Linked DNA regions of Homo sapiens: region 2 is linked to region 1. Evidence: chromatin loops called from intact Hi-C (ENCODE). Cell type or tissue: OCI-LY7. All regions are shown on one strand. Each heading gives the region's core, and the rest is flanking DNA. Links, peaks and the distances in the headings are about the cores only.

What was found. A loop is a pair of places that touch in the nucleus more often than their neighbours do. Peaks named below come from ENCODE experiments on the same cell type or tissue, not always from the same donor. Only the 100,000 strongest peaks of a DNase experiment are listed, where the experiment ranks them.
Region 2: it touches region 1 in a loop (11-fold over the local background); 7 of 110 quality-filtered maps call a loop at or near these places.

What each region holds. Positions count from the first base shown.
Region 1 is chr2:234,132,969-234,138,353 of GRCh38, reverse strand. No RefSeq gene overlaps it. Among named protein-coding and RNA genes, the nearest start is that of SPP2, 85 kb to the right of the region's middle. In OCI-LY7, for the core only: CTCF peaks have their summits at 1,485, 1,684 (motif pointing right) and 2,510 (motif pointing left); DNase peaks (open chromatin) are centred at 1,683 and 2,503.
Region 2 is chr2:234,404,215-234,409,599 of GRCh38, reverse strand. No RefSeq gene overlaps it. Among named protein-coding and RNA genes, the nearest start is that of LINC01891, 48 kb to the left of the region's middle. In OCI-LY7, for the core only: CTCF peaks have their summits at 3,116 and 3,318 (motif pointing right); a DNase peak (open chromatin) is centred at 3,319.

The sequences.
Region 1 (5,385 bases), core at 226-5,225:
GGGGAAGGAGTTGGGGACAGCCACACATCAAATAATCACATATATTAGTATATAATTACTAATTAAGATGTTACGATGAAGGAAGGACGGTGGTGCTGGAGGGCATTTCAGAAGGTCTTGACTGAATGACGGAGGGATCGGGAAGGCATGGCCACAAAAGGCTTCCCTAAGAAAGTGACATTTTAGCTAAAATCTGAGAATAGTTCCAAGCCCTTCTAATCACTGTAGTTTTCACACTATCTTGCCAGTAGTTTAAAATTCGATGCTTTAAAACTTAATTTGAAAGAGACGATATTTTGTATCCAAATAACACCAACAGCAAAAGACATGAATTTAATTTCTACTTGCAAGCCAGAGTCTCCCGGCACAGGAGGCTGCCCATGCCGCCTCATGCCTGCCATCCCTGGAGAGGACCAGATAGATGGTGCAGAGCCCCACTGTGCCAACCAGGGACCTTTGGGACAAGGAGCCAGGCTGAACCCAGAACGTCCCAGCTGGGGGCCAAGTGCTTCTGGGTGGAGTGATTTTGCCATTGTGCTGGCGCCAGAGGGCTGTGAAGACTTACGTTCACATGCCCCTTTGAGGGGGTTTTACCAGAATTAAAGGGCTTTCATGGCTTGACCTAATTGTCCTGGGCTGTGGAATTCTTTTTGGTTCCTAGTCAGTGTTCTCACCAAGACCCAACTAGTATAACAAACTTGCTATCGTTGCAGGAAAAAGAACCCATCTCAATGAAATGAGTCACTGGTTGGAAATGTAACCTGCAGGCATTGGAGGCTGTTCTAATTTCTCAAAGAACAAAGGCAGGCAATTTGACAGCTTTTGTTGACTGTCATAGAAATTTCCTGTGAGAGGGAGTCAGTTGCTTCATCTCAAGGAGGTCTGAAGAGGTAATAAGTTGTTTTTTTTGTTTTTTTTTTTTTCAATTGAACAAAATTTATCTAAAACATTTTTCAGCTGGGCACGGTGGCTCACGCCTGTAATCTCAGCACTTTGGGAGGCTGAGGCAGGCGGATCACCTGAGATCAGGAGTTCAAGACCAGCCTGGCCAACATGGGGAAAATCCATCTCTACTAAAAAAAACAAAAATTAGCCGGGCTTTGTGGCGTGCACCTGTAATCCCAGCTACTTGGGAGGCTGAGACAGGAGAATTGTTTGAACCCTGGAGGTGGGGTTGCAGTGAGCCGAGATTGCGCCACTGCACTCCGGCCTAGGTGGCAGAGTGAAACTGTCTCAAAAAATAGCATAATCCCATCTCTGTCACCTACTTGTTGAATGTGTTGATGAAAAGAGTCAAGTTCTGTAAAATCTTTGAAGAGATTTATTCTGAGCCAAATATGAGTGACCAATGGCCCATGACACAGCCCTCAGGAGATCCTGAGAACATGTGCCCAACGTGATCAGGGACAGTTTAGTTTTATACATTTTAGGTAGACATAGGCATCAATCAAATTCATGTAAGATGAACATTGGTTCTGTCCGGAAAGGTGGGTCAACTGGAAGCTGCAGGGCTTGGAGTGGAGGAGGATTCCAGATCATCAGCAGATTCAAAGATTTTCTGACTGGCAATTGGTTGAAAGAGTTAAGTTATTGTCAGAGGACTTAGGAATGTCTGGGTTAAGATAAAGGGTTGTGAAGACCAAGATTTAATCATGCATGTGAAACCTCCAGGTGGCAGGCTTCAGAGAGAATACACTGTAAATGTTCTATCAGTAATTCCAAAAGGGAGGAGGGCATAATGAGGCATGTCTGACCTCTGACCCCTGCCTCCCATCATGGCCTGAACTAGTTTTTCAGGTTAGCTTTGGAATGTCCTTGCAGAGAGGAGGGGTCCATTTAGATGGTTGAAGGGCTCAGAATTTTTCTTTCTTTTCTTTTTTGGTCTACAAATGACTTTGAACAAACTTTGTAATTTCCTTGTGCCTCAGTTTCCTCATCTATAGAATGACAATGATGGTAGTACCCAGCCCATTGTGCTTGTGTGAGGATTAAATACATTGATCTGTGGAAAGTGCTCAAAATGGTGCTTGGCCAGTGGTAAGAGTGACATGGGTGTTATTAGAGGCATCCTGAAAACCATCCTGGGGGCTGCAGGGTAGGCCTGGGCAGCAGGCTTAGAGCACAGCCCCTTCTCGGCCTTCAAGAGCTCTTCCTCCCTGAGGCCCGTGGGGCAGGGTCCAGCGGCCACAGAGACCCGTTCCGTGGTCCCTGGCTGCACTGCACACAACACTCCCACCACTGCTGACCTCCTGGTCTCTCTCACGGGCTGTGCCCCACATCCTCGGCTGCGGTCACTGCACATGAATGTAAAACCTGCTGCACAGGAAGGGTTGAAGGAGGGTGTGATCCTTGGGTGAAGTTCTAATCCCCACCGCCAGCCTCACTGGTCTCCCACAGACAATCAAGATGACAATGGCCACTTCCCAGGGTGGCGGCCAGGGTTGGAGGAGCCAATCCCAGGTCCCAGGTCCGAGGCGGTTGTTGGGCCTTATTGATGCCTGATCGCCATCTAGTGCCCGATAAGAGTCACTGAATCTCTCCCATTACAAACAGCTGGTAACGGTGAATGCAAGACTGGAAGATTCCACTGAAGTCGTTTAGGCTTGGGGCCACCCATTTTAGGAATCCCTTCTAAAGAATCCCCGATCCAGTTTCTGTTTAGAGTTTGATACCGGACTCTGTTGCATTTTTTAAAAACTCTAGGTGTGAAAATCCTATTCCTCAGCTGGAGTCTTATTCCTTACATTTTAACATGCAGTTTTACCCCAAAGGTCCCCAAAATGAATAGCAATAGAGAGGAGAAAGTGTCAAAGTGGGGGAGGCCTGACTCTTGTTGTATACTTGGCTGATATGCGATCACTGTTTCTAAGCATTCAATTCCTTTTCATTTCTTTCTGTCAATTAAGCAGCGCCTGCATTTCAGCTAAGATCCGGGAATAGAAAGGTAACAAAAAATGCACAGACTTTGCTCTCACCAGGCTGAGGCAAGGCCAGCTAAGAGAAAGCTACAGTCAACTGGATGGGACGTGAGGAGAATGAGACCCACGTCCTCAGTCCCCACTGCACCCAGCAATCACCAGGGATCACCCAGGAACCTTTAAACTGATGGCCAGGCTGCCTCCCAGATGCTCACATCTGACTCTGCAGGCCAGGCATTGACCTTTGAAGCCCCCTGTCATGCAGGTGCCCCATGGAGGGTGGGATTAACCGCCATCCAAAATTGGTTAGGCTGCCCAGACTGGTCCCTTCCATTGTTAGGTTGTGAAAAGGGTCACATAATGTGACTTTCTTGGGAGATCAAGTTGGGCTCCATACAGTCCAGGGGGCTTGAGAAAATAAAGTAGGTGCAATGGCAGTAGCATTGGTTCTTACTGTGGTTAAAAGTGAGCCAGCCAGGTTGAGGGTTCCTGCACAGAGGCCAGGATTTGAACTCCCCACGGGCACTCAGGCACCCAGGGAGAAGGCATCAATGTTCTCATCAACTTGCCTGGATGTGGTTCCAGCGGGAGGGAAAGATAACGGATTGAAAGCCATCAGTGGTCAAACATAAAAAATGGAGTCTTTCTCTTTGTTATCTTCCCCCAGGTCATCGCAGACAAGCCTGAGAACCACCCGATCAGATAGTCCATGTTTCCCCAGCCACCGAGGAGAAGAATTACCCTAGGGAACTTACTCAGCACTGATTCCCATGCCTCAACCCACAACCACTGATGAGCATTTCCAAGGATGAGGCTGGTCATGTGAGCATCTGTCCAAGGGGTTCTTATCATCTGGCAGGTTTGAGGAGTGCCGGGCTTGATTCTGGCTGCAGGAATGCACAGGTCACTTCCACTGAGAGCCCCTTTACAGGTGACAAGGGTTTTTCACACACCATGTGACTGACCTTCACACTGTGAGGCAGAAAGGGGAATGTTCGCCCTCATTTTCAGATGGGGAGCCAGGAGCTCAGGGACATCAGAGGAACTCCGGAAACAACAGTGCTGGGAGCCTTGAGGCTCAGCTTCTGGGTCATGCTCCCCATCAGACCTGGCGGGTTTTGCAGTCACTCCTCCACACTTACTTTTTCCTTCACTGTGCATATTGGGTCCTGCAAGAACAATCCCAAGAGAACAGGCCCCGGTCTGGAACAAGGAATCGGCCATCAAGATGGCCGGGGCTCACTGCCGGGATACAAGTGTCTCAGCTGCACGTAACCCAGGAGGGGCGGTGCTGCCCAGCTGGTCTCCTCTTCTCTAAAGGCAACACAAGCAAAAGGCTTTCTTGGTGCAGACTCTAGTCCTCTGGGTCTAGACTCCTGGGGGCACCCAGAAGGATTCCCTTTGGCCTTCTGAGCTCATAACTCCCACCACGTGTGCCATGTTTCTGTGTTTTGGGTCTCACCATTTTCAAGCCGATAGTGGCAAAGACTCTCTGCTTGACTGAACACTAGTCAGCCTTCTAAAACCTCTAGGCCCATCTGAGCACTTTCTTGTAAAACCCAGTTTGAGCAGAGAACCCACTAAATCAGTTGGCAAAAATGCTACACCTTCAATACCTGATCGCCCTTGATATCTAATCAGGTTTCTCATCCTCCACCCCCCCGGGTGCTGTCTGATCACCCTGGCCTGTTTTCAGCTAGAATCCTGGTAGGTTGGTTTAGCCAGAATCCCTTTTAACCCTGAGGATTTCCCTTAGTGGTTTCCATCCACTGCCCCCACCGTGCTCCTTGGCTGTAAATTCCCACTTGCATATGTCATGTTCAGAGTTGAACCTAATCTCTCCCCATCTGCAAAACCCCATTGCCGTGGTCCCAATGCCTATCTTGAGGGCTCCTTATGTGCTTTCACAAGTGTCATTGAATAATTTTTTCTTTAACAATAGATGTAACTGCAAAAAAGTTGCAGAATCTCCTATCATAGTGGAGCAAAAGAAAGAAGTGAACACTCCCAATGAGCCTCCCAGCCCCACTGTCCTCCTTGTGGTCCCCAACGAGTCATGTGAGGGATCAGTTGGATTTGGAGAGCTTGTAATTCAGCCACTCTTCAGGGAGAGTGCATCAGACACTAAATCAATTACTTCGACACATGCTCTTGTAGAGCACAAACATCTCTGACAGGACCACACTTGCTCAGCCCAGGAAACAAGCTACATGTTTCTAGGGAGTGTGTTAATCCAGCTGGTTGGTAGGAATGTGAGTTTCTCCAAACCTACCGCATGGCCTTGGGCTCTGTAGGGAGGCAGGAGTGAGTAATGGCAGTGAGGGAGCTGATCGTAAAATAAGACCCATGGCACACTTCATATCTGGAAGGAATTAAAAATCCAGCTGGGTTGGCATAGTCACTTTTGAAAACAGTTTGGCAGTTCATTAAAAAGTTATGTACATACTTGTGATATAACCCAGTAATT
Region 2 (5,385 bases), core at 261-5,260, 270 kb before region 1:
AGGCTCTACTGTGGTTTTTATTTTATCTTACTTTTTATTTTGTGTTATTTTATTTTATTTTGAGATGGAGTCTTGCTTTGTCACCCAGGCTGGAGTGTAGTGGTGCAATCTTGGCTCACTGCAACCTCTGCCTCCCAGGTTGAAGAGATTCTCCTACCTCAGCCTCCCAAGTAGCTGAGATTACAGGCGCCCACGACCACGCCTGGCTAATTTTTGTATTTTCGGTAGAGACGGGGTTTCACTATGTTGGCCAGGCTGGTCTCGAACTCCTAACCTCAAGTGATCTGCCTGTCTTGGCCTCCCAAAGTGCGGGGATTACAGGCATGAGCTACTGTGCCCAGTACTGTGGTCTTTACTAACCGCCTTGCCCTTTGGTACAAGATACCCAGGCTCATTCACCTGCCTGGATCAGCCACTTCTCCAGGCTGCTCTGTTTTCCTTTGTCACCAGAACTTTGAATTTGGCCAGTCTAGGAAGAGTAAAATGGCATCTCCCCTCAATTATAATTTGTATTTCTTGGACTTTTAATAATACTGTACATGGTTTCATATATTTATTTGGTAGGTATCTTTCCTGTTCTGTGATGACTGCCCAGGATTTTGTCTAATTTATATATATGAATGTATATATAGGTATGTGCATATATGCATGTACACAAATGTATATATTCATGTCAGTATGTACATCCATGTACATACATGTGTGTATGTATGTATGTGTATACACAGTCATGTGTTGCTTAATGTCCAAGATGCATTCTGAGAAATGCGTTGTTAGGCGACTTTGTCATTGTGTGAACATCATAGCATGTGCTCACACAAACCTAGATGGCCTAGCATACTCCACACCTAGGCTATATGGGATAGCCTATTATTCCTAGGCTTCAAACCTGCACAGAATGTGACTGTACTAGTGTACTGAATACTGTAAGCAATTATAATGCAATGGTTAGTATGTAGAAAAGGTACAGTAGAAATAGGGTATAAAAGATAAAAATGGTGGCTGGGTGCGGTGGCTCACACCAGTAATCCCAGCACTTTGGGAGGCTGAGGTGGGCAGATCACGAAGTCAAGAGATCGAGACCGTCCCGACCAACATGGTGAAACCCCATAAAAATACAAAAATTAGCTGGGCATGGTGGCGAGCCCCTGTAGTCCCAGCTACTCAGGAGGCTGAGGCAGGAGAATAGCTTGAACCTGGGAGGTGGAGCTTGCAGTAAGCTGAGATCATGCCACTGTACTCCAGCCTGTTGACAGAGCAAGACTCTGTCTCAAAAAAAAAAAAAAAAAAAAAAAAGATACGGTACTTACCATGAATGGAGCCTGAGCGACTGGAAGTTGCTCTGAGTGGGTGAATGAGTGACTGGTGGGTGAGTGTGAAGGCCTAGGACAGTACTGTACTGTGAAGAGTTTATAAACATTGGACACTGAGACTGAGACTATACTACATTTATAAAAACATTTTCCTGGCTGGGTGCAGTGGCTCACACCTGTAATCCCAGCACTTTGGAAGACCGAGGCGGGCAGATCACTTGAGGCCAGGAGTTCGAGACCAGCCTAGCCAACATGGTGAATCCCCATCTCTACTAAAAATAGAAAAAATTAAAAAAAAAAATTAGCTGAGTGTGGTGGCGCATGCCTGTAATCCCAGCTACTCGGGTGGCTGAGGCATGAGAATTGCTTGAACCCGAGAGGCAGAGGTTGTAGTGAGCAGAGATTGCACCACTGCACTCCAGCCTGGGCAACAGAATGAGACTCTGTCTCGAAAAAACAAAAACAAACAAACAAAAACACCTTTTTTCAATAATAAATTTATCTTACTTTAACTTTTTTACTTTATAAACATTTTAATTTTTAAAAAGTTGACTCTTGTAATAATACTTAACTTAGAACACAAACACATTGTACAGCTGTACCAAATATTTTTGTCTTTATATTCTCATTCTATATGCTTTTTTCTATTTTAAAATTTTCAATTTTTTTAACTTTTTAAACTTTTTTATTAAAAACTAAGACATAAACACACACATTAGCCTAGGCCTACACAGGGTCAGAATCATCTATATCACTGTCTTCCACCTCCACATAACTGTCCCACTGGAAGGTTTTCAGGGGCAATTACATGCATAGAGCTGTCATCTCCTATGATGACAGTGCCTTCTTCTGGAATACCTCCTGAGGGAGCTGCCTGAGGCTGTTTTACAATTAACTTTAAATATATATATATATATATATATATATATATATATATATATATATATGTATATATATATATATGTATATATATATATATATGTATATATACACATATGTGTGTGTGTGTGTGTGTGTAGAAGGAGTGCATTCTGAAATAATGATTAAAAGCAGGGTGTTATAAATATATAAGCCAGTACCATGTACTGTACGTAATTGTATGTGCTACTCTTTTATACAACAGGCAGCATGGTAGGTTGCTTACACCAGCACCACCACGATGTCTTATGCCACGTGAAGATGGCTATGGCGTCACTGCTAGGTGATAGGAATTTTCCAGCTCCATTATAATCCTATGGGATTATCATCATATATGTGGTTCATCCTTGACCCTGACTGTATATTGCTAATCGATTTATAGGCATTCATTATTTATTCTGCACAATAATCATTTATCAGTTTTATGTTTTACAAATATCTTCCCTGTCTTACATGTCATCTTATCACTTTATGATGTCTCTTTTAGGACAAAACTTTTAAATTTTATATCCACAGATTAAAAACATTATTGTCAAATAAAGCACATTTAGAGGAAAAAAAAAACCCCATGAAACCAAATGTACAGCTTAGTGAACTATCGCAGAGCGAATACTTGCAACCTCTCTTCATGTCAGGAGAAAAGTCACAGCCAGCAGCCAGCATCAGTCACTGCTTCCCCTCCCTTCTAGATCCCACGTTCAAGGCAACAGCATCCTCACCTTTCTTTGTGGTTATTTCTGTGAACTTGTATCTCTAAACATTATTAGTCTAGTTCTTCCTATTTGAGGGGCCATTTATATAAATGAAGATACACAGAATGATCTTTTTGTGTGTGTTCTTTCACTTAAGTTTTTGGGAAATTCACAAAATGATTCTAAAATTACTGCGAAAATGGACGTGCCAAGAATAACAAAACAAACTTGAAGAACAACATTGGAGGACTTCATGTTACTGGATAGAAAGACTTCTCATAGAGCTTTGGCAATAAAGACTGCGCGTGCTGTCTTCCATTGTAGGGATACGCTGCGATGTATTCATCCATCGTGGAGTTGGTGGACATTTGTGTTGTTGCCAGCTGGTGGCGGTCATGAATAATGCTGCTACATGCATGCCTGTGTCCATCTCTTGTAACATCTGTGCAAGCATTTCTGTGGGGTATATGCCTAAGAGGGAAATTATAGGTAGGTGGTTGCAGGTAGAGTGACCACACCTTCTCTTTGATTCAGATAGCCCAAGTTTGTGTTTTCGATCATGTCCTAGCTTAATATATTGTCTTATATGAATATCCAATTGTTTTGGAATAATTTACTGTAAAGATGACCATTTTCCCAGTGCTCTAGAACGCCATCTTTGTCATAAGTTAAGTGTTCATATACACTGCTTCTCTTATCGTCTCCACCTGAAAAAACTCTGAATTCATTTGCCAGGTTGAGTGACCCCACCTTATGGAAATGTTTACTCTCTTCCTTCTAGGTGCCTCTCTAGGAGTGCACACCCCCCATCACTCATCATAGGAAGGGGACTCTTGTTTTGGCCAGACTGTAAGGTCTTTGAGTTATGCCTTATTTATTCTTCCTTCTGCCCCAGCCCCTCTGCTAATTACTGAATGGAATGAGTGTATTACCAGCAGTCCTCATCATAACCATGCTGACATTTACCCAGCACTAAGTGCTATATTCATTTGTGATTCATCCTTTGTACACTCTATATGAAGTAGGCACTTCTAGTATCCCACCCTATGAAAGAGGAAACTAGTGCTTTGAAGGAAAGCACCTTGTCCGGGTAACAGAGCTAGGGAGTGGTCAAGCCAGGACTGACAACTGACAACTGTCAGTCTGGCTCCAAGTACTGTCAGTCTGGCTGTGATGAGAGTCATACATTCCATTTACGGAGGTGTCCTTGGTGGAGCTGGACCTTAGAGCTGTAAGTTCAGGCCTGCCAGGTGCTCGCTCTTCTGGCATATCAGCTTCACGTTGAACTGACTGACCATGCTTTCAGGTCATTCCCCAGCCTGACGACAGGCACTAGCCTCACCTGCAGCTGGCTGGAGGTTGCACAGATTTCTCCTACTGTTGGGGGAAAATCCAGAGCAGTTTTTTTTTTCTCTCTCTAGGCTCTATATCAACACAGCAGAGCTCCTGTTTCCTTTCCGTGGAACTCATTTCATTTCTTATTGTGTTCAAACTTCCTTCTTTTGTGTAGGGATTCCCCTATTTCCGGTCAAGCTCTTAATTTTTCTTTGCCTCCATTGCTGTTCAGCCTGAGTATCAGGAAGGATCCCGCCCTCCTTGGAGCTGAGCCCTGGAGCCTCACGGAAGTCTTGCGATGGGACAGGTGCTGCTGAAGGGCATCCGCAGGCTGATAGCAAAGACCCCATCCGGATGCCATCTCTTGCAATCTACCATAGTGATTATGAAGATGATCCCTGGTTATTTTTCTTATAAGAAATCACCTCAAGCCAGCCAGTTGATTAGAAATATTGACAGGTATTCACAGAATAAATTTAATTTGAATTCCTTACACAAGCAAGTTTTCAGAAGGTTCATTTGTTAATCGATTTATCTGGAAATGAGAAAGCCCCTTTTCCATAGAAGTGTAGGTCCACACAGGCTCGTCTAATATAATCTCAAATAATAGATCATTTTAATGAGAAAGGTAGTAAGCAATGCAGTGACATCACTAGTAATGATGCAGTTTTATAATCATACCTCCGTGAAACTCAATATAAAACCTGTCCAAATGTAGAATGCAATGAAAAGTCAATAGGCGGCCGGGCACGGTGGCTCACGCCTGTAATCCCAGCACTTTGGGAGGCCAAGGAGGGCAGATCACCTGAGGTCAGGAGTTCAAGACCAGCCTGGCCAACATGGTGAAACCCCGTCTCTACTAAAAATACAAAAATTAGCTGGGCATGGTGGCAGGCACCTGTAATCCCAGCTACTCAGGAAGCTAAGAAGAATTGCTTGAACCTGGGAGGCAGAGGTTGCAGTGAGCTGAGATCATGCCATTGCACTCCAGCCTGGGGGACAAGAGTGAGACTTCATGTCAAAAAAAAAAAAAAGAAAAGTCAATAAGCAATAGGCTTTTGTGGAGATGTTACATGGAATTTAGAGTTTTTAAGAGCTTTAAAAAAGCCTAACATTATACTTAATTT